Regions from separate parts of the Mus musculus genome. Here regions 2, 3 and 4 are each linked to region 1. The links are chromatin loops, found by intact Hi-C in ENCODE. Cell type or tissue: left cerebral cortex. All regions are shown on one strand. Region 1 has its middle 1.3 kb from the start of Cenpc1. Region 2 holds the start of Uba6 (ubiquitin-like modifier activating enzyme 6). Region 3 overlaps Uba6 (ubiquitin-like modifier activating enzyme 6). Region 4 overlaps Uba6 (ubiquitin-like modifier activating enzyme 6).

What was found. A loop is a pair of places that touch in the nucleus more often than their neighbours do. Peaks named below come from ENCODE experiments on the same cell type or tissue, not always from the same donor. Only the 100,000 strongest peaks of a DNase experiment are listed, where the experiment ranks them.
Region 2: it touches region 1 in a loop (9-fold over the local background); 24 of 42 quality-filtered maps call a loop at or near these places.
Region 3: it touches region 1 in a loop (4-fold over the local background); 24 of 42 quality-filtered maps call a loop at or near these places.
Region 4: a loop joins it to region 1, with 3.0 times the contacts of the local background. A loop is called at or near these places in 6 of 42 quality-filtered maps.

What each region holds. Positions count from the first base shown.
Region 1 is chr5:86,065,625-86,068,124 of GRCm38, reverse strand. It overlaps a transcript of Cenpc1 not described here. Among named protein-coding and RNA genes, the nearest start is that of Cenpc1, 1.3 kb to the right of the region's middle. In left cerebral cortex, a CTCF peak has its summit at 1,415 (motif pointing left); DNase peaks (open chromatin) are centred at 1,407 and 2,453; H3K4me3 peaks cover 1,512 bases; H3K27ac peaks cover 487 bases.
Region 2 is chr5:86,170,986-86,173,485 of GRCm38, reverse strand. Uba6 (ubiquitin-like modifier activating enzyme 6) reads left to right here and starts at 743. Exons shown (of 33, transcript NM_172712.2): 1 at 743-818. The coding sequence starts at 748. In left cerebral cortex, no CTCF peak of the experiment used is centred here; DNase peaks (open chromatin) are centred at 569 and 1,231; H3K4me3 peaks cover 1,919 bases; H3K27ac peaks cover 1,346 bases.
Region 3 is chr5:86,166,178-86,168,677 of GRCm38, reverse strand. All of the region lies in intron 2 of Uba6 (ubiquitin-like modifier activating enzyme 6), which reads left to right. Among named protein-coding and RNA genes, the nearest start is that of Uba6, 5.3 kb to the left of the region's middle. In left cerebral cortex, no CTCF peak of the experiment used is centred here; no DNase peak of the experiment used is centred here.
Region 4 is chr5:86,141,301-86,143,800 of GRCm38, reverse strand. It overlaps Uba6 (ubiquitin-like modifier activating enzyme 6), which reads left to right. Exons shown (of 33, transcript NM_172712.2): 15 at 1,329-1,396; 16 at 2,175-2,253. Among named protein-coding and RNA genes, the nearest start is that of Uba6, 30 kb to the left of the region's middle. In left cerebral cortex, no CTCF peak of the experiment used is centred here; no DNase peak of the experiment used is centred here.

The sequences.
Region 1 (2,500 bases):
ACACCAGAAGTGTCCCATAATGAGATTACATTTTGCTCTTCTCAACGTATTTTTCAATATAATAAAATTTCCCCTAATCCAGCTACAATTTCTGCCCCATAAGGTTGCTGGCATTTTTTTCTTTGTGTTTTCTCTCTTTAACACGCTTTTATTTTTATGTACTACCTGTGAGATAAAGTTTGGCATTTTATCATTTATGGTTTCCTAGGGTCATTTTTTTTTTAAATTTATTGGATATTTTCTTTATTTACATTTCAAATGTTATAACCCCTTTCCTCGTTTCCCCTCCGAAAACCCTCTAGGGTCATTTTGAATGAACAAGTATCTGCAGATGATCCAAATTTAGGACATAGTGTGCCATTTTGCCTGTAACACTATCAGGGAAATCTGGAAGTCATTTATGCGCAAGGCAAGGGTAACCACACACGCAGTTATTGTTGCCTTCACAGAATCAGAGATTATGCTCTGTGTGTGGCCGTTGCTATAAGCTAGGCAGGTAAAGTGCTCCACCAGGCTGGTTTTCATGATGTGCAGGGGTGGGGTTGAGGGGTGGAGTGAGAGTTTCAGGTCCCAGCACACTTTCCCCTTTATGCCTTTCTGGGCTGTGAACTTGATGAGGGTCTTAGAAATCAGATGCGTTCGGCCTGGTGGGCTCTGCTCTCCTCTCCTCATTCCCTGTGGGATGTTAGCATTTTGACGACAAAAAGCCCCACTGGCTGTCCTGTTTGATCATCCTCAGTATTTCTTCTGATGATACCTTTCTGGAAGTTCCACTTGGACTTTCTCGAGCTTCATCCTCTGTGGGGAGCGGGGCAGAATATTTTCAACTATTCCAGGTTGGGCAGCATCAGCACAATTCGAAGGAAGGTGGAAGGCGATCAACTTGCAAGTCATCCTGGATGCCATCACCTACCTGAGAGGTCACACCCTGTGTATTAGGGCTGGTCTCTCTGTGTCTTGAGCAGCTGAGAGACTCAAACCCTCATTGCCAACTTTGTTTATTCTCCTGGACAGCAACAGCTTCCTGATGCTTGTTGGTTCCAAAGGCACCAAAGCAAAAACCCCCATGTTTACTCTGAACGTTTTGATGTGATTCTCTAGAGTCGATTCACTCTCAACTGCTTTTTCAGCAAACAGCGTCTGCATGTTGAGCAACTCAAGCATCTTGCCCTTTCATTTTGGTCACAGGTCTTGTTCAAAATTCCCACAAAGTGTCGTGTTGCAACCGAGGACAACCGTCTCAAAATGATTTTCAACGCAGGAGAAAGTCTCCGTTTCAGCCGCCAGGGTCGGCTGACTCCTCTTGGAGATTTATCGAGTCGTAGCTGTTGTACAGTTTGCCTGGACTCTGTAGCTTCCCATTGGAGAATATGATAAATAAGTAAGTTTGCAGCACCTCTGCTGCCCTCTGGCGGATCTGACTGGCGAGCCGGGCAAGCGTCGCTGCAATCATGAGCACATTCAGCTCATATGGAGCCCCATCATTCTAAAATAATCTACACTAAAAAGAGATTTATTCACTTTATAGGTATGATTGTTTTGTCTGCTTGCCTGCGAGGACATCACGTGCGTGCTTTTTGCTAGCTGAGGCCGGAATAGGTGTCAGATCCCCTGGAACTGGAGCTACAAACGGTTGAGTTGCTTTGTGGGTGCTGGGAATCGAACTTTGCTCCTTTAAAAGTGCAGCAAGCGCTCTTGACCACTGAGCCATCGCTCCATCCCTGCAGACTCTCTCTCTTTTCTTTCCTTCCTTCTGTATGTATGTATGTATGTATGTATGTATGTATTTATGGCATTCTGTCTCCTAAGGAAATAGAGCAGCTACAGGCTGCGACCTAGAGTCACGTGGACAGGACAAAATACACATCGGTGTATTTTCCTTGTTTTCCAATTGGGGTCATTACCTTAATTTTCGCATAAGACAGAAGCAGTCACTTTCTCTTAAAAACATTATGTTCGTTCTACTGATATGCATATATAATTTATGCCTTTGCTTCATAAATAATTTTTAAATACTTGAAAAAAGAATAGCATTACTATTTTCAGAGATACTGTATAGATGGGCGGGTTGCAGCTGACGAATCTGCGTAGTGTACTCTGCTCAAAACGCCAGCAATTTCTACCTGTAATCCTTTTTAAGTATTACCTATTAATCCGTAGTAGAACTGCTGGGATGTATTATACATTTATCTCAAGGAGCACAGGTGGTGCTCAACACCTGCTTTCTAAATACGAGCAGTCATAGACGCAACAAACTGTCTGAAGAAAGTAGAACAGGAGAGTCCACACAAAGCCCGGACAAGTCGACCGGCGAGGGGAGTGGCGAAGGGTGAGAGGCGTGGCGACCGGCGAGGGGAGTGGCGAAGGGTGAGAGGCGTGGCGACTGGTGAAAGGCGTGGCGACGGGTGAGAGGCGGGGCGATGAGTGGGAGGTTGAGACGCGGGCGGAAGAGCAAGGCGCGCTGGGCAGGAGGGCGGGGCGAACTGAGAAAGGCGGGTTG
Region 2 (2,500 bases), 110 kb before region 1:
GCCTGGTCTACAGAGTGAGCTCCAGGACAGCCAGGGCTGCACAAAGAAACCCTGTCTCGAAAAAAAACAACAACAAAGATTCTTAATTGTACTGTGTGTACACAATTGTTTTCTAAAAATGGTAAAATGAGAATGAATGAAAAAAAAGAATTAGATGAGAAATCGGCAATCAGAGAACTGGTAATATGAGTTACTGGCTGTATGTCTTTGATCATATCATTTGAGTTCCTTGTTTTTCCTCCCTTAAAATGAAAGTGCCAAATTTTACAGCTCTTTTTAGTCACTTGACTACAGAGATCAGTAATAGATGTTCAAAACAATTTAAATGGAATCTTTAAGTGGAATCCCAGCCTGGAAATGTCCTCTTTTTGTTGTTGTTGTTCAGAAAAGCGATCTCCTCAAGGCACTGTAACAGTTCTGGATTTGCAAGGCAACAGCATCTGGTAGCTGTCGAGCCCCCTGGAGCGGTACGCTCTCACAGCCGGAAGTGACGCGTTTTGGTTCCGCGTTTGCCCTCAGCGCTCAGCAGCCTTCACGTAGGCACTCCCCTCACCTGCAAGGAAGCGCGCCCCGTTGCCCCGCCCCAACCGGAAGTCAGGTGTCCCAGGGGCTGACTGGAAACCCTGTCCTGGGCGTACTTTTCCCCAGCTCCTCCCCCTGGTGACGTCGCCGCCCGCCCCTTGACCCTCGCGGCCCCGCCCCCTCGCCTGCCTCCCCGCCTCGCTGCAGTCAGTCTGTCGGAAGGCGATGGAGCGGTCCGAGCCGTTGGCTGTGCTTTCCTGTGAAGAGGCGTCCTGCTCCTCCTGGGGAGCCTGCGGGTGAGAGGCCTGGCCCGGGGCAGGCTGGGCGGGAAGGAGCGGAGGAACGCCGACGCGGGCTCCGTTCTCGCGTTCCGGCGGCTCGGAGCGCGCGGAGGCCACGGGGCCGCGCGGAGCCACAGGGAGCTAGCGAGGTGGCGAACGAGCGAGCGAGCCGGCGGGCGGTGGGTGTGGCGGCGTGGGCGCTGCCCTCGCTGCTCCAGCTCCGCTCCTCTGAGGAGACCGGCTCTTCCCGGGTCGGGTCCAGCATCCTTCCCTCAGGTCACTACTTCTGAGCGGCCAGTCATTCAGGAGAGGGTTGTGGCCCCTGTTGCTTGGCACACTTCCTTCAGCGCCACGGAGCACTATCCTCCTCCAGCCGTGCTCCTTAGGAAAACTGTTCTTGAGAGCTCAAGTCAGGATGAATCCGTTGCAGTGTGGACACCCCGAGAATCCTCTCTGTTTACTACGGGGGTGTTGGAGCGCGGGGCGGGGCCCAAGGTTCCTAGGATTATTTCCCGCTGAGGATCTTGGAGTTTTTCTTTCTCAGCCTGCAAAAATTCCGGGGTTGGGGTCCTGGTATACTCTCTCCAGTGTTTGCGTTAGTTCTCTTTTGGTCATCTTACAGTTAAGAAAGCCCCGCTTGTATCCTACCCAGTATATGACTATTACATACCAAATATAGAAGTGATGGATTTCTTACGTTACTAGCTTTACATTGCACATTGAGACATATACTTCAAGGACTGGATGGAAGTATTGTCTGCCCTGGCCAATGCTGCCAAAATCGACTTAAGAAATATTATTGAATACAAATATCTGCCCCTTAGTTGCTCTTACAGATGATTTGTTATTGTTGTTGTTGTTGTTGTTGTTGTTATTATTATTATTATTATTATTATATTGATTCTGAGGCTGGCTCCAAGTTTGCCAAAGATGGCTTCCTCCCTCCTCGTCTGAATTTCTGAGATTACAAGTATGTGCAATCAGGCGTGACTGTTTTTGAACATATTCTCGAAACAATCATTGAGACAGAGCTTTTTAAGTGTTGGCCATAGCCATTAAGCGGCTGAGCATAACCCCGTTCTCATTTTTAGTCAGAACTTTAATCCACCTAAGTCATTGTGTGTAACATAGAATAGCAAGTGCAATAAAGTGTGTAAAATAGAAACAAAATGATAGGATACTACAGGTTTATATATAGTTTTAGTATATGTTGTGTGAATATGCTGACTTTATTATATGAGGTGCTTACAGTGCAGTTAGTGTCTGGTTGCTCTAAAAATCTCAACAGCAAGCACTGCACATAGCAACAGTTAGTGAAATTAACTTCAACACATTTTAAAACTCTAAGGAAGATGATACCTAAGAAAACATACATTTTGTATGGAAGGACCTTGTCTAAGGGTTTCTATTCTTTTTTGGTTTTTCGAGACAGGGTTTCTCTGAATAGCCCTGGCTGTCCTGGAGCTCACTTTGTAGACCAGGCTGGCCTCCAACTCAGAAATCCGCCTGCCTCTGCCTCCCGAGTGCTGGGACTAAAGGCGTGCGCCACCACGCCCGGCTAAGGGTTTCTATTCTTGTACAAAACCATGACCAAGAAGCAAGTTGGGGAGGAAACGGTTTATTCAGCTTACGCTTCTCATATTGCTGTTGATCACCAAAGGAAGTCAGGACTGGAATTCAAGCAGGTCAGGAAGCAG
Region 3 (2,500 bases), 100 kb before region 1:
AGCGTCTGACAGGGCTATACTCAGAGCGGTGAAGATGAAGCTTAAGCTCTAGTCAGTTATCTGGATTGATGGAGAAGCCAGTACATGAAAAAAATGTATGTTCAAGAAAGGTGCAGTCAGTACTTAGAGCCAACAAGAGAGAGACTAACTATGTAGTTCCAGCTGGTAAGGGCAGGGCTGGGTAACAATCATACCATGTGCAGCAGATGCCGGACAAAGATCCAGTGTTTTAGGGTGGCTTTGACTCTGTCCTTCCCTTCTCTATCTCAAATAGGTGAAAATGCTCACTATGCTAATTTATCTTAGAAGTATGTAACATTGTTTTTTATTTTTCAGCTCACAGCTAAGAGTTTGCTTTTCATCACAGAATATGCTGTGGACTTAGACTTTTGATACTAGTGTGATATTAGAACTGTTAAGACTGGAGGATGAGTCATAATGTTATGGTTTGAATATGAAATATCGACACACACTGAATGAAATGCTAGTTTCCCAGCTGATGGTGCTACTTGGGGAGGTTTCCTTCTTCTACCATAGCTCCAGGGATAAAACTCAAATCATCAGGCTTGTGCTGAGCACTTTACCTTCTGAAACATCTCCAGCCCTACTTCTTAGTTTTTACTTCATTGAGTGTAATTATCATTAGTTTTAAACTTTTATTTAACTACATAAACTATATAATTATATAACCACTAGTAATATACTATAATTATCAGAGTTTCATAAAACTATACATTAGTATGCTTATTCTATTGGAAAATTTGTGCTCTTATTGTCTTATATTTAGTTGTATGCATGTTATAAATTCACACTGTATCATTACTGTGATTTAAACAGTTAACTTTAAATTCTCCAGTTATTTAAAACAGGAGAATGGATCTAATTCCTATAGTTTCACAATGGTCCAAAGTAGAGTCTCAGGTAACCAGGACTGGCCATAAATTTATAGCTTAGGATGAACATGACTTCTGGATCCTTCCGACCCCTTCCTCCCAGGAGCTGGAATTATACCAGGCCCAGTTTATGCAGTGCTGGGGATTGAACTCAGGGCATTGTGCTTGCCAGGCAGGCATATTCTACCAACTGAGCCGCATTCTGTGTTGTTCCTATTTGATGACTCTTTGAACTTTTTTTTTATATGAGTATACTGTGGCTGTCTTGAGACACACCAGAAGAGGGCATCAGATCCCATTACAGATGGTTGTGAGCCACCATGTGGTTGCTGGGAATTGAACTCAGGACCTCTGGAAGAGCAGTCAGTCTTTTAACCACTGAGCCATCTTTCTTTGAACTCTTTAGAATTCAGCTTAAATTAACCTCATTTTGAAAGTGTTTGTTCCTAACTATATACAAGTCATCTTCTGCATTGCATAGTTTCTGGTACTTTTGTGTATTACTTATAGAATTGTTTGATTATTTGTCTCATAGTGAGTGGCATATCATAGTCATTTTGCTGAATATTTTATTTTTTTTTTTTACTATGTGACCTTTTATAGTACCCCTATGAAGTTCTTCCTATTTTTTCTCTGCACAGTGAATACATTAAAAACCTAAAATATTTTTTTAAAAGTTAGATATTTTCATGTTATATATATGCAGTGTTTTTATCTGCATGTGTATGTGCACCACATGCATGGCTGAAGCCTACAGAGGTCAGAAGAAGGCATAGATCCTTCTGGATTTGGAGTTACAGATGGAACCAAATCCAGGTTGTCTGTTAGAGTAGCAAATGCTCTTAACCATTTAGGCATTTTGCCAACCTCCTGGAATATTGGTATTAGTAAATAGTATTGACATGTAATGAAGATTATTGACATACATCCAGAAAATGTTTAGACTATTCAGAGGGAATGAAATCATTTTGTATTAGGAGTTACAGAATTGGATGTGTTAAGAGAGAAGATGCTTATTGTAATATAATCTTCAGAGAGATTAGATGAGTTCTATATAGCTTCAAGAAAGTGCACTTAGGACTGCTGTGTTAAAATATGAGAACATAGTGTTCTTTTAGCAAAGGTAGAAATTTTTAGTAGCTAGGACTTTCTCAAAGTAAACAACTAGGTGATTTCTTTTTCCTGGTCCTTTTCACTGCTTTATGGCATACACACTTAGTAGTGTCATTGGTATAAAAGGTCAGAAAAAATGAAAATCACTGAGTATTTACATTAATCCAAATGAGTAAATCTCATAAACGTGGATGAGTAAGATTGTTCAGTGGTTAAGAACTCGTACTGATCTTGCAGAAAGCTGAAACTCAGTTCCTTCCTAGCACCCATAGCAGGCAGCTCATGAACCTCTTGTAACTCCAGTTCTGGGGTGTCTGATACCCTCTTCTGGCCCCTGTGGTCACCCTTACAGCCCCCACATGTACGTATAAATAAATCCTGTTAATGTGGAAGAGGGAAATCTCAAGAGGTCCCAACCTTAGACAAATAACTAAAGGCAACTAAGGACTGCTGAGAGTGGGGGAAAATAGTGTAGCCAAGAAAGTGTCCTCCAG
Region 4 (2,500 bases), 76 kb before region 1:
TGGGAGGCAGAGGCAGGCGGATTTCTGAGTTCAAGGCCAGCCTGGTCTACAGAGTGAGTTCCAGGACAGTCAGGGCTACACAGAGAAATCCTGTCTTGAAAAACAAAACAAAACAAAAAATAATTAAAATATTTGATTCTGTTACAAGAAGGAAAATAAGTGGCAGGAAGTCTGCGCATACTGCTTAAGTCCTTTCTGTTTGAGTTGATTTTGAATATAATACAGCACCTATACAATGCCATTTTTCTGCTGTTATTTAAAATAGATTACAAATTGATGGTGGAAGTTGGCATAGTTTTAACTATTAATATCATATGAAGTATACATTCTGTTATTAATATAGTAATGTTACAATGATATTATCATCTCATTTTGTTCAAATTTAAAACAAGTTACTTACTTAATTGAAAATATGCATGTATGAGCTAGTTTTGTGTCAACTAGACACAGGCTGGAGTTATCATAGAGAAAGGAGCTTCAGTTGAGGAAATGCCTCCATGAGATCCAACTCTAAGGCATTTTCTCAATTAGTGATCTAGGGTGGGAAGGCACATTGTGGGTGGTGCCATCTCTGGGCTGGTAGTCTTGGGTTCTATAAGAGAGCAGGCTGAGCAAGCCAGGGGAGGCAAGCCAGTAAAGAACATCCCTCCATGGCCTCTGCATCAGCTCCTGCTTCCTGACCCATTTGAGTTCCAGTCCTGACTTTCTTTGGTGATGAACAGTAATGTGGGAAGTGTAAGCTGAATAAACCCTTTCCTCCCCAATTTGCTTCTTGGTCATGATGTTTTGTGCAGGAATAGAAACCCTGACTAAAACAATGCATAAGACTTCTTTAATTATTACCGAGTTAAAGAAATTCTTTTCAGAACTAAAAATGTTGAAGCTGTCTTCCTGGATCTTGTCTTTTATAATTATATATGAGGTAAAAGATGACATAAAATATCTCCAGTAGGAAATACACTCTACATACTTTTTTTCAAGCTAATCATACTGTTTATTCAAATGTAACTAAAATTGAATGGGAACTCCAAAGTTTTTTTGTAGTTATGAACAGATTTTGAGGTAAAATTTCCTCTAAATATTAAAAAAAAATAATAAAATTATCCTTAGGATTGATAAGTGATATGAATTAAATTACATACCTTTAACAGTCCTTTTAGGTTTCTCAGTTTTAAGAATATATGTTATAACCATGATTTTTCTAATACTTTACATTGAATTGCCATTTTTATTATCTTCCACGATTATTAAATAACTATAAGAGAAAAGCTGCAGGGTTTTTTTAGTGACTTAAGTCTTAATCGTTATGTTTTTAATCTTGTCTTCAGTTGTACCTTGAAGCAGCAGATACTGTGGAATCCCTAGGCAATCCTGGGCATGAAGAGTTTCTCCCACGGTAAAGCTGAAACTTGGATTATTTTTTTCTTAGTATCTCTTTAAGAAGCAGAGATAGAACAATTTTGTGTAAGCATTCCTCTCTTAGGTGTCTTTCCTCCTGACATTTTACTTCTTGGTTTGTTACTTCTTTGCCTAGTGATTAAATATTGCAGTAGTACTATGTCTTTTTACCACTTTATATGTAGTGATACAGATTTTCGGCTTATATACATGAGAGTGGTTAGCATTCAAAAGCCATAATATTAATGAATAAGATTGCTATACATGATTTTTTTAAAAATAAGTCTCTTTCCATTTGAGGCCATAAATTCAAAATCAGTTAAAACTTTAGAGATTTCATTATCTCAGAAAACCACAGAACCCAGAGTTCTGCCTTCAGTGTAAATGAATTAATAACTCCAAATCCCTTCTGTAGATTCCTCTAAAAACTTTTTTTAAATATTATGATCTTTATAATTTTTTTCTTAAATACAATAGTCCCTCTTTATCTGCAGTTTAACTTTCTCAGATTTTAGTTGCATGTAAATTATCGAAAAGTACAAAAATGGAAAAGTACAGAAATAAACTATTGATAAATTTAAATTACATATACTTGGGTACAAAGTGATAACATCACACGCTGTCCTTCCTGGGATGGGAATCATCCTTCTGTCTGTCCATTAATCCTTTAGAAGCTCAGAAGTATATTCTGTTTTAAAGTACAATATTAAATTGTTACTAACAATAATCAATAGTATTTTTATATCTTTCTGTTTTCTTGGTAAATGTTTTTTCAGAGGAGATAGATATGATGCCATACGTGCCTGCATTGGAAATACATTGTGTCAGAAGCTACAAAATTTGAATATCTTCTTAGTAAGTGTGAATGAAGATGGGAATAAGTAACATGTTCAAAATGTTGTTGAATGTCAAGTTAATTTTTAAAGTCAACTTGATGTAAATGAGTAACTGATAAATCATACAATCTCCAGAGCTTAATATGTTTACTTCCTGGTCCTCCTACGTAAAACTTAGTCAATTTAGGATCTGAAGAGTATTCATTTCAAAATAAAGCATGAATGTAACAGCTTTCAACATTAAATGGTTTTCTAGAAGTACTTTA